Linked DNA regions of Homo sapiens: all the other regions are linked to region 2. The links are chromatin contacts, found by Hi-C or POLR2A ChIA-PET in ENCODE. All regions are on one chromosome and are shown on one strand. Each heading gives the region's core, a stretch centred on a gene start or an enhancer-like site at or near the end of the contact. The rest is flanking DNA. Distances are from core to core; before and after follow the strand shown.

What was found. A loop is a pair of places that touch in the nucleus more often than their neighbours do. ChIA-PET counts read pairs that join two places held with the same protein, here RNA polymerase II (POLR2A). Pooled maps may share reads with other maps.
Region 1: a map of gastrocnemius medialis shows a loop between it and region 2 (19-fold over the local background). The contact joins the promoter of CARD19 here to the promoter of IARS1 in region 2. A Hi-C loop is called at or near these places in 1 of 168 maps with a recorded cell type or tissue (gastrocnemius medialis), 4 of 37 single-sample maps with no recorded cell type and 13 of 50 pooled maps. POLR2A ChIA-PET finds 5 or more read pairs at or near these places in 1 of 52 experiments (naive thymus-derived CD8-positive, alpha-beta T cell).
Region 3: a pooled map shows a loop between it and region 2 (5-fold over the local background). The contact joins the promoter of SUSD3 here to the promoter of IARS1 in region 2. A Hi-C loop is called at or near these places in 2 of 37 single-sample maps with no recorded cell type and 6 of 50 pooled maps. POLR2A ChIA-PET finds 5 or more read pairs at or near these places in 3 of 52 experiments (A673, GM12878 and activated CD4-positive, alpha-beta T cell).

What each region holds. Positions count from the first base shown.
Region 1 is chr9:93,094,965-93,099,085 of GRCh38, forward strand. It overlaps CARD19 (caspase recruitment domain family member 19), which reads left to right and starts at 1,253. Exons shown (of 6, transcript NM_032310.5): 1 at 1,253-1,388. The coding sequence starts at 1,382. LOC101927993 (a long non-coding RNA gene) reads right to left here and starts at 546. Exons shown (of 4, transcript NR_188444.1): 1 at 404-546; 2 at 1-50. RefSeq lists enhancers at 241-290, 3,484-3,553 and silencers at 401-710, 731-1,480, 1,501-1,610.
Region 2 is chr9:92,292,447-92,296,735 of GRCh38, forward strand. It overlaps IARS1 (isoleucyl-tRNA synthetase 1), which reads right to left and starts at 1,251. Exons shown (of 34, transcript NM_002161.6): 1 at 1,165-1,251. MIR3651 (microRNA 3651) reads right to left here and starts at 101; the gene lies at 12-101. It overlaps SNORA84 (small nucleolar RNA, H/ACA box 84), which reads right to left and starts at 147; the gene lies at 15-147. RefSeq lists an enhancer at 1,633-1,682.
Region 3 is chr9:93,057,077-93,061,374 of GRCh38, forward strand. It overlaps SUSD3 (sushi domain containing 3), which reads left to right and starts at 1,625. Exons shown (of 5, transcript NM_145006.4): 1 at 1,625-1,754. The coding sequence starts at 1,667. RefSeq lists silencers at 1,340-1,789, 1,800-2,209 and enhancers at 1,720-2,700, 2,701-3,681, 3,750-3,799.

The sequences.
Region 1 (4,121 bases), core at 3-2,502, 800 kb after region 2:
GTGGGGCTAGGAGCTTCTTGTGGCGGGCTCCGGAGCTGGAAATGCCAGGCCTACGAGAGGGAAAGCAGGAAGGAAAGCGGGAGGGAAGTGGAGTTGGCCCAAGGTCACTCATTTTACAGTCCAGGAAACTGAGGCTCAGGCAGGTTAAGTGACCTCTCTAGTTCGGGTCACACTGTCAAGCTAGTGTCTTCTTTTGAAGGTGGGGGACTGGGGTCCCCCAAGAAGGTGTCCCCCCCCCACCCCGCCGAGCGAGGTCACACCGTTGAGTCCTTCTCCCCTGGATTTGGGAAAGCATCACTGGGCACTGCCTCCTTTGGCTGGTCCCTGTGGCGTACTGGACGCCCACCGGCCTTTTGCCCCAGGCCTGGCCCTGTACTCCCCAGGGCCTGACTTTCTGTATGACGTTGGATCAGTCACGTCCCCTCTCAGTTTCAGTTTTCTCATCCAAGGGGTGGGGCGCGAGGCCGGGAGCGGGGAGGTGGACTGAGCCGGCCGGCGGGCCACCTGGATCCCGACTCCGCCACTCAACGCGGCAGGGCCCGGAAGGGCGGGCCCAAGACGGGCAGGGCTCCGGGCAGGAGCGGGCGCCTCCAGGGAGGCGCGCGGCGGTCGTAGCTGAGGCCGCCTTGAGGGCGGGACTTGGACGCGGGCAGGGCTCGAGTGAGAGGCGGGGTTAAAGGCCGCTGCGACGGCGTTATAGACGCCGGCGGGACCGGGGCCCAGCGAGGGGAGGGACTCTGGGCCCCTCGCGGCGTCTTAACTGACGCTGGGAGGGGCGGGAGTCCGGTGGCGCCCGCCCACGCCCGCAGTCGCCCGCCCACGCCCGCAGTCGCATGGCAGAGCAGGAAGGGGCGGGGCTCAGGGCCCCTGGAGGCGCGGAGGCCGACGACGGAGGGGGGCGGGGCTCGAGTAAGGGGCGGGGCCCGGTGGGGGGTTCCTTGAGGCTCGGAAGCCGTCGTCGGAGGGGGCGGGGTTCAGGTGCAGGGCGGGGCTCAGAACTCCGGGAGAGGCGGAAGCCGACGCCGGAGGGGGCGGGGCTCGAGTGAGGGGCAAGGCTCCAGGATCCTCGCAGCGGCCTATCCCAGGACGGCAAGGGGGCGGGACTCGAGTGAGAGGGGCGGAGTTTAGAGCCCTGGGGGAGCCGTAGCGGGCGCGGAAGGGGCGGGGCCTAACGGTAGGGGGCGGGGCTCGTCAAAGGGCGGGGTTTAGAGTCCCCGAGGCTACACAGCCAAAGCCGGGGGGCTGGCCTAGCCAAAAGGGGCGGGCGAGCACGGCCCGCGGGCGGCGTTCGCTGGAGCTGGTGGACCGGGCGGCTGACCGAGGGGCGGACGCGCGGCGGGGCAGACCGCTGGGGACTGCGGGCGGCGCTGTGTCCGTCGCCATGACAGGTGGGCACGGGGTCGGCTGGGCGGCAGGGATGCGGGCGCCCTGGATGGGTGGCCCGGCCCGGGGGTCCGGCTGCCTTGCGAGTCGCCTGCAGGCCGCGCCTGGGCAGCGGGGGCCGAGTGACCTTGGCCCGTCAGCTGTCGGTGGTGCGCGAGTGCACCCCCGCGAAGTGGTGGGTGTCCCGGGGCTTCTACCCGGCGGGGCCGTGCCAGCCGAGGCGGTGCCGGGCATGATGGGTGGTGGCCAGGTGCGGGGCCCGAAGAGGGCGGGGGCTACAAGGCAGCTCCAGGGTGGGGCTGCACAGCCGCGGTCTGGGCTCAGCCACTGCCAATGTGTGTGTGTCCCGTGGTGGGGAATTTGGTCTGAAAGAGTAGGAGGTGGTAGAAATGACACCGGAGAGAATTCACAGCGGTCCTGCTGTGATTCTGGCCACGGAAACAACGCTCCATCCTTACAACCACCCCAGCGAGGTCGCGGGACAGGCGATGCGTTCCTCGGCGGCATGTGATTCCTGTGGGACTCTTGGAGTCTCCCAGACTCCTTCGGTGGTCCACGACGCTCTTGCCCCTGTTTAGTTCTAAGAGAATCGGGGACAGCGACTGGACCCCCCAAGGTTGTTGTGCTCCACGCTAGTGGCCCCAGCCCAGCCTTCCTCCCCAGGGCCTCTCTGGTCTGGGGACCTGCCCACCATCCTCCTGATCCCAAACAGGGTGACTCTGCCCTGTGGACCTTCCCCTGTTGGAGAAGCCCCATGAGGGTGATGGGCTGGTAAGGGACCCCATGGCAGCCCGGCCAGGGAGTATGGGGGTTCCCAGAAGCTACACTTCATTCTTACTGTTCTGTTTCATGGAGCAGAATTGGCTCAGGGGCTCAGGGTAGCCCCAGAAGTCCCTAGTCCTCTCTCGGTGCTCGCTCTCTTGAGTCTCAGCCTAGGTCCTGCCCACAAATAGGATCTCATGGGCTGGAAACTGATGACTTCCAGGACACCAGGCCAGAAGAGACTTCCAGCCTAGGCCACAAGAGACCCCAGCTGCCACCTGCTCCCCTTTGTCCTCCCTTCTAACTCTTCTTATTTGTGGCTCTCATTTCTGAGCACTTACTGTGCATTGGACCCTGTGTTGGGTGATTCCTGTTTGAAAATGATCAGATGGGGACACCTGGAATATCTCGTCTGTGTACAGATGGGGAAACAAAGTCTTAAATTGTGCCCTGCCCAGGCTGGGATTCCGTAATTCCCTTAGTGAGTTCATCAGAATGCGTGGGACACAACTCAGAGCTGTGTTGGTCTCCAGGGAGCCCTGTCCCAGGGACTGGGTGTTGGCAGAGCCTGAGGCCTTGCTGTCCATTAAGGAGCCTTCCTGCACAAAGGGACTTTGTCCCTTTCTGCCTGTCAGGGAAGCTTCCTTGCATAAGGGGACCCTGGAGCTGGGAAACCACATCAGGCAGGGGTCCCTGAAGGCTCTGACTATAGGCCTCACCTTGTCCAGTGTATGCTTCCTACCTGCTATGTCTACTCACTGGGCCTGGAGACATTCCCTCACAACCCTTAGTTTTTGGGATGGGGAACCAAGGCCCATGGAGCACAGCTCTGGGAGGGTCATATGGACAGCCCTGCGAGGCTGCAGACCCATAGTCCCAGGCTCACTGCCTCCATGCACCAACTGGGGTCCTGCCTTGCGCCAGCCCTCGCTGTGAGCAGCGCATGTGAGCCAGTGCCTGCAGAACGCTGAGGAGGTGTCTGCGTGGGGCAGGTGCTTGACAAGTTACCCCCTGGGCTGTGCCGGGGAGTGAGCAGTTTTAGTTGGGCTGAGCACTGAGAGAAGGGGTTTCCTGGAAGAAATTCGGGAGAGGAGGTTGATGCCCAAGTGTCTGGACTCCAGTTGGTTGGGGATGACAGGAACTCAGGAAGGCCTTTTGCACGTAGAACAGCAAGGTGAACATGAATTAACCAGGTGGAAACCAAGGAACAGGTATTCTCAGCCTGGGCTGAGATGTCTTGTGGGCCTAGAGGGCCCGGTGAGAGTGGGTGGGGCCAGCTCCCACGGGGCCTTGAATGCCAGGCTGAGGGCATCAGTCTGGGCTGATAAGAAGGTTCATATTGGGGTGTTTGAATGGGGGTCCATAGTCCTGGTGCCAGCCTGGCAAGAAGGAAGGGGATGTAGGGCGTGGTGAAGGCTTGCCAGGTCTGTGCCAGAGCGAGCCATCTTCCTTTGTCCTGTAAAAACAGTTCAGGGACTTGTTTATCGGGAGCTGGCACTGAGATGGTTTCCCTTCTTGTGCCTTTTCTGGCTTCCAAGTGCTGCCTGTTTGTGTGCACAACTCGCAACCACAGGAAGCACAGGACCCCCAAGCCGCAGAGCCTGGCTTCAGCCTCCGGACCGTGCGGCCTGTGCCAGCTGACTCACGGCTCATGGTGACTCATGGCTCTGCAGCAGCGGAGGCTCTGCCTGGTTAGCGGCTTGCAGGGCAGGAGGAAGCCACTACAGGATGCTGGCCACGGTCCACCTACAGCCCTTGCCCCTGGGTCTTGGACCATACATTGCAGAACTCTTTTTTTTTTTTTTTTTTTGAGACAGAGTCTCATTCTGTCACCCAAGCTGGAGTGCAGTGGTGCAATCTTGGCTCACTGCAACCTCTGCCTCCTGGGTTCAAGGAATTCTTCTGCCTTAGCCTCCTGAGTAGCTGGCTCAGCCTTCTGAGTAGCTGGGAATACAGGCGTGTGCCAGCATGACCAG
Region 2 (4,289 bases), core at 1-2,500:
CTATTCAGGAAGAATCATGTACCAGCGACCGGGCTATGGCAGCTGCTGAGGAGAAGCAGCCTCCATGCATAAATCACAGGATTGCTATGGCCCATCGAATCCACTGGAGAGCTGTCCATGCACAACAGCATCCAGCAACCACAGGGCAGGGACAGAGCAGGTTAACCTTGCACAACAACCTTGTTGTGCAGAGGGATGCCATCCCCTTTGCTTCCCTCTTATTATAATCCAGGCCCTTGACTCTTCGCTGCTCCACAACTCCTTCAGGTCACCTTAACCTCAACTTCCCGTTCAGCAATTTCGAGACCACCCTCCCTGATATTAACTACATATTATTCACATTACTTCATATTATTTTGCCTCAATATATTTTAGAAACGCACACTAAAACCATGTTTTGTTTAAAATTTCATAATTCCTTCCAGAATTGCTTCCCTTTTAAACTACTGTATTAGTGGTTCCAATATTCTTCCCATTACTTAGGCATGACATTTTTGAGTCACCCCTGACACTACTCAGAAGATACACACAACCAATTAATCATCAAGTCATGTGGATCCTACCTATAAGCCTATTTCTGTTCCCCCTTTTCATTCTCCTCTAAATCCATTTCTGTTTCTCCTTTTATTCTCAGGTCTTCATAATCTATTAAGTCAAATGTAACCTGAAAGTGGGACCGTCTCAAACGTTTCCTCAATTTAGTTATATCCTATTAACATAGACTCCACAGGTATACTCATGCAAATGTACAAAATGTGTATACAATGACATTCACCGAATAATTGTTTCTCCAGGCAAATAACTGAAAACAATCTAAATATTCATGGTGACTGAAGTAAATTACGGTACATCAATAAAATAAGTATCTCGCAGCCATTGAAGGTAATAAATTAAGACATATAAAAATACGTATTGCCTATACATAAAGTCACAGCTATATCAATTTATACTATGTATATCATTTTAAAAAGATTTTACTCATTTCAAACACTACCTCATTCAAAAAGGCGACCATAAATTCCTGAGGCTGGAAACGAACGAACGGCAAGCCCCGAAGAAACACGCTCTTTTAAAAATTAAATCTTGTGCTACTGTTTCGGGGTTGTAACGCGTGCGTGACCCTCGTCTTTGAGGGCCGGATCCTGCAGGGAAGAGAGGGCGTACCTGAGGGGCCTCGCGTGCCTGGACAGCCCCGCGGGCCAGCAAGCCTAAAAGCAACTCATCCGGCGTCCACGCTGCAACCGGGCGCACGGAGGTGATGCAACGCGCTGAAAATGCGGGATCCAGTGAAGGAGACAGGCTCCGCACCGGCCAATCAGTGCGCGCTGCCTGACACCTGCCAACAAGCCAGGCGCCGATTGGTCGCGCCGGACATGATTGCGCCCACTGGCTCGGATGGTGCGACAGTGGTGCTTGCTGGTTTTGCGCCTCCACGTGGAAAACGAACCAGCGCTGAGGGCGGCGCTGTGCGTGCTGCTTGTATCCGTTGCAGTAGTGTAGACCGAGGTCTCACTCGGGTTGTGGGCACCTCCGGGTAGGTGACGGCCCACTGGGAAGGGGCGCCGAGGTCGGGGCTCATGTTCTTCATCTTGTTTGCTTTTGTCAGTATTTATCTGACTGGACACTTCGTACCTAAATTGATAACGACAAACAGCAACTTCCGGAGAGGTGGCTTTAATAATTATACTTTTGGGCCCTGAGCCGCCGACCCCAAAGCCGCTTCTCCTATCATAAATGGCTACGTGAAACGATAATAACAAAAGGGAAGGAAGGGTCTGACAACCAGATTTAAAAGTTTTATTGTATTTTACTTAAAATGTTTCCGGTAATGAAAACATTGCACAAACGATTTTTTTTTCTTTTTTTGAGAAGCGGTCTCATTCTGTCGCCCAGGCTGGAGTGCAGTGGCACGGTCATGGCTCACTGCAGCCTCAACCTCCCCGGATCAGATGATCCTCGCACCTCATCCCTGGCCAAGTAGCTGGGACTACAGGCTAGCGCCACCACGCCCGGCTAATTTTTGTATTTTCTGTAGCAACGGGGTCTTGCTATGTTGCCTAGGCTGCTGTCAAACTCGTGGGCTCAAGCGATCTGCTTGCCTTAGCCTCCTTAACTGTTGGGATTACAGGCATGAGCCACTGCACCCGGCCTGCATACTTATTATCATTGCTATGAGTCGGCTTGGTACCTTACTGATCTGCTGGTTAAAATCTGGAGCCTTGCAAAGGGCAGTAGGCCTCGGGCTTTGGCCCCAGAGCCTCTAAAGGAAATTCTGGATCTTGCCAAATTGGGAGTAGTTCCGTAGCTGCCTATTGTATCCGTTAGAGGGATATAAAAAATTTATCTGGCCTAGAATAGGTAGAATGCAGTTTCTTATTAAGTTTAGGAACATTTTGATAGTCTGTTCAGCATATATTTAACTTTACTTACCGTCTTGGCCCTGTGTGAAGGATTAAAGTGGTTTCATGTCCTCCATCATGGGTAACTCAGTGTTCTGACTATACTCACATAACGTACATAATTTAATAGCTGCAAATCTTGTTAATTAACTGAAAGTATTTGGAATGTGTTTGAAGTTTTCACATTCCTCACGTTGCCACCTTGTTCAGTTCATTTTTGTCACCTATCCAGAGAGCCCAGATAGAGCCAGACAGAGGGCTCCTGGACAAAGGTGAGGTAGGCCAAGTCTAATTATTTAAAAATTTGATTGAGAAACATTTATATTAATAGTACTGTTGTGTTGGAAATAATGCTCAAAATCCTAAGGAAATTGAACATTCAAACAAAGGATTTTCAGCAAAGCAATTTTACTTCTGCGCAGAGGGGTGCTTCTCCTTGGCCAGTCACCATGAGAGCACACCAGAACAAAGGGGCACGAGAACCTTTATCCCTGACACAAACCCTGCCCCTGTACCCTTTCTCCATTGGCCGGAGTTGGGCCTCACAATCTAAAATAACCACAGTTGGCTAAACATTTTAACTTTCTTTAGATAAGGTGGGCACGTAAGAGAGAGGGGAAAGGGGGAAGGGCTGTCTGTAATGAGCTAGAGAGCTAGTCTTCTCTTCGGATAAGGAATACGAGCTGGTACTGATAACGCCTGGTACTGTGGCCTGTCTAGGCATGTAACAAAGGCAGAAAGGAAAGAGGAGAAAAAGGGAAGAGGGGGGCACTGTGAATTAAAGAATAAAGGATTGATCAGGCTATTTGAAGAGAAACCTCATCATGTCCCACAGTTGGAAGGTATGGGAAGACTAAGTCTAGAAAAAGTTAAGCAAATGAAAAAATTCCAGCAAAAAAGTTAACTGTAGTCAAAATATATTACTTGGACTGAAGAGGTGAATAATTTTTTCACCTTTTCAGAATATGTAGTGTCTGGAAGTGAAAAACCAAGAAATCAGAGCATAAGCATGTTAGGTAGAAACATGGAGGTAAATACTAGAGAAATTAAATTGCTGAAGGTGGTTTCATCTGGGGAGCAGGAACTGGGGGGTGGGCAAGGCTACTTGATGTTACTTATTTGTCTGCTTGTGAAACATGTGCCGGATTTAAATTACGGCCACACATTCTGACACTCCTCCCACTAAGAAGTGAGGATCTGTGTCCCCTCCCTTTCAGTCTGGTTGGGCTGTGTGTCAGTTTAAACCTGTAGAATACAGTGAAGTGACTGAGCCGGTTTCTGGGCCAGGCCTTAAGAGACAGGCAGCATCTGCTTCCTGCCTCTGAGAACACTTGCTCCTAGAGCTTTTTTGCTATGCTGTAAGGAAGCCCATGAACAGGCACTGAGTGGGCCATCTTAGAAACAGATCCCGTAGCCCTAGCTGAACCACCCCAGTGAAAGCACACAGCACAGATCAGCAGTCCCTAGTGAGTGTTGACCAAATTGCAGTATTTGTGCATAAAATAAATGATTGTTACTGAGATGATTTGCTATGCAGCAATAGAAAATAAGGTACAAATGTGATCTACATCAAGAGAAGGTAGAAAGTGTGAATTATTTATCCTGCTGCTTAGTTGTCCACACTCTCCTTGAAGTCTGAAGTTTTGGAAACCTAGGAATCCAGAATTACTCTTCAAGTTATTTAGTTCCTTGGACCCTTACTAAAAAAACATAGAGCATAAGCCCTAGGGTCATAATGGTTAACACACCAGATGAAATCCCAACAGTTAAGAGTTTATATTCAGCATAGGTAAATCAATAAATACTAATTTTAGGTACACACATCATGGCTTAATGATAGTCCCTTGGAACTATATAATACTATTTCTTTTTTTTTTTTTTTTTAAGATG
Region 3 (4,298 bases), core at 375-2,874, 770 kb after region 2:
AAATTTCTGTTGTTCTCAGGCACCCAGTCTGGGGTACTATGTTACACAGCTCTAGGAAACACACTTCCTAAATGGCCAGGTGTTTAGCATTTGAAGGCTCCTGAAGGCCTGGGTCACAGCGTGGTGGCTTAGGGAGCTGCAGGCAGCCTGGTGTTTTCCATCCCCACCTAGCTCCACCCAGCTATTGGAGGGCTGCCCCAGACCTCCCTCCCAGCCCTGTCCATGCACCTACAGGCAGTGGCCTTCTGCCTGGTGGTGCATGGTGGGCAAAACCAGGGAAGGGACCACACAGGCCTGAGAGGTGGGCTAGGGGCCACTTGGCAAGACATTCTGGGGTCCCAGAGTGTGGTCTGGAGTGGGCACTGCTGATGGCCCTGCCCTTCCCGACATGGCAGAAAGAATACACATGCTTGATTTTGAATAAAGGAGATTGAAGTAAGCCATCGTGTGTGACCCACAAGTCCAAGTGGGAAGAACATATCAGGGGTGACGCCAACCCTGATGGCGAAAGGGGGAGGGCCCCTCACGTTTCACACTGAACCTCAGCTTTGGAGGGCTCGGAAAGCAGAGACGGGGAGGGGCTGCCCTGCTGGAACCCTGCTTCATGGTCCACCTGAACATCCACACTCTTCACGGTCACCTGCCAGGCACTCTAGAGCCAGCCTGGCCCACCTGGGCCACCTTCTGCGCTCCTGGAGGCATGCCTAAGCCAGCCGCACTGGGCTTCTGCTGCCACACATTGCCAAACCAGGGCCTTTGCACCTGCTGTTCCCTCTGCCAGGATTGCCTTTGCCAGCTCCACAGGAATAGGCATGGCTCAGGTGGTCTCCCACAAGCAGCCCAAGATCCAGGATGTCTGAGGCCTGACACCACACCCAACCCTTTGGTGGCTGCCTGGGCAGGGGGCTAAGCCTGGGTTGGGTGGGGTCAGAGGGAGAGAAAGAGCCCGGATCACAGCTCTGGGCCTGCTGCAAGTGGAGCTGGGTGGGAAGGGGAAGCCAGGAGAAGGGAGGCCTCCAGGTGTGGTGGGCCCTGCAGACAGACCCCAGGGCTTTCCATCCTGTTTCCCCCAGCCGGGGGCCCCTCAGTGAGAACCGAAGACAACAAGGGCACCCAGACCTCAGTGTGCCTCAGACGGCCTGGCCCAGTGAGAGACAGGGAAAGAAGGCTGGGTCCACACAGGACTCTGGGGGTGAGTGGGTTACGGGAGGGGCGGGCCGGGGAGGCGTTTTGCTGTTTGCCCTTTGGTACCGGCCGAATCCGGCACCCTGAGAAGGCAAAATCCTGCTCAAAAAATAAAAACACAGAAGCACATGGAAAAACCACACTAGGAGTGAAGGTGAGAACAGGAAGGGATGGGGGAAGGGTGTTGGGCAGAGGTAGCCACGCGTGCAACGCCCCGGAGTAGCAACACTTTCCGCTCAGCCGGCTGCCTTGGCCCGCTGGGTATTTGGTCTCCCCAAGGGCCCCCGCCCACAGCCCCCGGCCGGACCTCGGCCCCAGTCCAACGTGTGGGCGTGGTCTGTAAGTTGCATGGAACCGCCCCTGGGCGGGCGTGGAGGGCGGGGCCTCCCCGCCCCTCACCCAGGCCCAGGCCCAGGCCCCGCCCCCACAAGCCGGGCTCACTCCCCTGGCAGACCCCGCCAAGCGCCTCGGAGCGCGCAGGATGCGCTGGGCGGCCGCCACCCTCCGTGGCAAGGCGAGGCCCCGGGGGCGGGCCGGGGTCACCACGCCTGCCCCAGGGAACCGCACAGGTGAGGGCTGGGGCCGAGTGGCCGCGTGCGGGGCTCTGCGCCCATTTCACAGACGGGAAAGCCGAGGGGAGGGGGTCGCGGGGCCGCACAGCCGTGGGTGGGGGCCACAGCAACGATCTGCCCCGAGGACGAACCTCCTCGACCCTCCGCCGGCCCAGCAGGCGCCCTAGCGGAGCCGAAGCCTGGCAGCGAGCAGTTCGAAACCAGGCGGCTGCACGCAGCAGCCCGCGCGCCCGTTCCCGAGTGGCCGCAGCGCCTTGGTCCCGGGCGTCTGCGGACAGCGCGGCCGGCCAAGCCTCTCCACGCCGCAGGCTCCGGGCCCCTCCGCGCCCCTCCCGGGGAAGTCGAAACCGGCCTCACCTGGCGGGCGGGTGGCGCGGGGGCGGGAGGGGGGAGCCGGGAGCCCTCTCTGCGCCTGAGGGAGGTGTCATCTTCACGATTCCTTGGTGACCAGCGCAGCTCCACTTTACAGATGGAGAAACTGAGCCTGCGAGAGGGGAGTGGCTGTCCGAGGTCACCCTGTAGCCAGGCTTGGGATCGCCTCGGCTGTCTCGGAGGAGGCTCAGAGGCCTTTGGAAGGAAGAGAAGCTGCTTTTTATTTTACTTTTAAGTGTTTGAATTCAAGAATGTGCTTAAAGAGTTGTCTGCTCCCGTGCCCAAGGCTCCGGGGTTCGAATGCTGGCCTTGCTCCTTGAATGATTCTAAAGTCTAACCCTTTTAGAAACGGAACCAAACCGGAACTCTGGGTCTCAGATATCCCAAAAGCTTACTTCCGCGGCCACTGCCCACGAACGTTAGGCCTGAGGGTTCTGGGCGTCTCAGGCGTTGCGGGGCTAAGGCTCTGCGCAGGAGGAAGCTGAGGCCCGGAGTGGGGTGGGCTGGACCAGGTCACACTGTCAGCCTGCAGCCCCAGGGAACTGGCAGGAAGGTGGCAGGAGAATGGCTTCCTCTCACAGTTGGGGAAACTGCGGCTCAGGGAGCTAATTCACCGAGCAGAGGTCCGCAGCTCAGCAAAGTGGGCGCTGAGACTTGTTCCTGGCGCTGGTGGATTTGGTTTATTTAGTTTGACTCTGGCAGCCTAATGTCCAGAGTCCCTAATTTGGTGTTGGGGTGATGAGCACTTTTGCTCCTGTGTTTGAGCAAGGCCTGCCCAGGGCCTGGTACTACCTGAGGAGCCCCTTCTACTGGCACAACAGCCTGGGGGCGTGGGTGCCAGTGCCCTTTGGATAGCCTTGACTTGCCCAAGGTCAGCCCAAGGCCAGGGAGTATCTGGAGGCTCTGGCATATTTGCATACAAAAGGCTGTTTGCCTTGGAATTTGTGCTGGGAATGGAGCTTAGTCTGGCACCCTGTGCTCTTGTTCATCCTGCCTGGCCCTGGCTCTGCCTCTGACCACCATGACCACTTCCCAGGCACTGGCCCCCTTGTTGGAGTTTTGGGTTAGGATCCCCCCTGTGACCTGGGGTGAGTCGCTGTACCTCTGTGCCTCAGTTTCCCCATGTGCCCCAGTTTCCCCACTGTATACCTGCCCCCAAGCTTGTGGACAGGCCCAGTGGAGCCCAGGGAGGGTACTTGTTCTGGTGCAGGGATGATGCCATCATCTGGACTCCATCACTCCCCTGCCATGTGACCTCAGTTTCTTGCTCTGTGAAATGTGCTGTGAAGTTAGAGGCTGGGGGGTTGGGAGCCTTTGGAGAGGATTTGACACTAAAACACCACTGACCAGGAGTGGTGGCTCATGCCTCTAATCCCACACTTTGGGAGGCTGAGGTGGGCGGATTGCTTGAGTCCAGGAGCTCGAAACCAACCTGGGTAACATAGCAAGACCCCGTATCTACAAAAAATGCAAAAAAAAAATTAGCTGAGCATGGTGGCATGCGCCTGTAGTCCCAGCTATTCGGGAGGCTGAAAGGTGGAAGGATTGCTTTCGTCCAGAGTTCGAGGCTACAGTGAGCTGTGATCACCTCACTGCACTCCACCCTGGGCAACAGAGCGAGATTCTGTCTCAAAACAAAACAAAAACCAAAAACATAGCACGGGGATGTGTGTTTTTCCCACCATCTTTAAAATGGGGCCATTACCACTGGTTTTCCTAGAGTAGATATGAAGAGCACAGTAGTGTGGACAGACTGATCTTCCTGAGAGGCAGGAAGTGGTCTTCCCTCATCTCCCATGAGCGCCCTGGGAGAAGGGCAGGGCGCGGGGGAGACTAGCTCAGAGTAGGAGTTTATCATGTTTGTTGTATGACTGGCCCCTGGCCCTGCTCCCAGGTCAGCCCCAGCACTCCCTGATCTGGGAGATTGTCCAGGAAAGCAGGGTTCCAGTGGCTGTAGGTAACCCCCCTGGCATCCGTGGAAGGGCCTTGGAGGAAGGGCCTGGAGAGGGGGTAGCAGGAGGCATGCTCTGCTGGTGCCTTCTTGGCTTCACCCCTGAACTCCTGCCCCAGAACTGGACTGTGTCCATTTTACAGAGGAGAAACTGAGACCCCGTGAATGCATGTGTAAATCAAAGCAAGGCAGACACACCCTGTGATGCCTGGCTATGG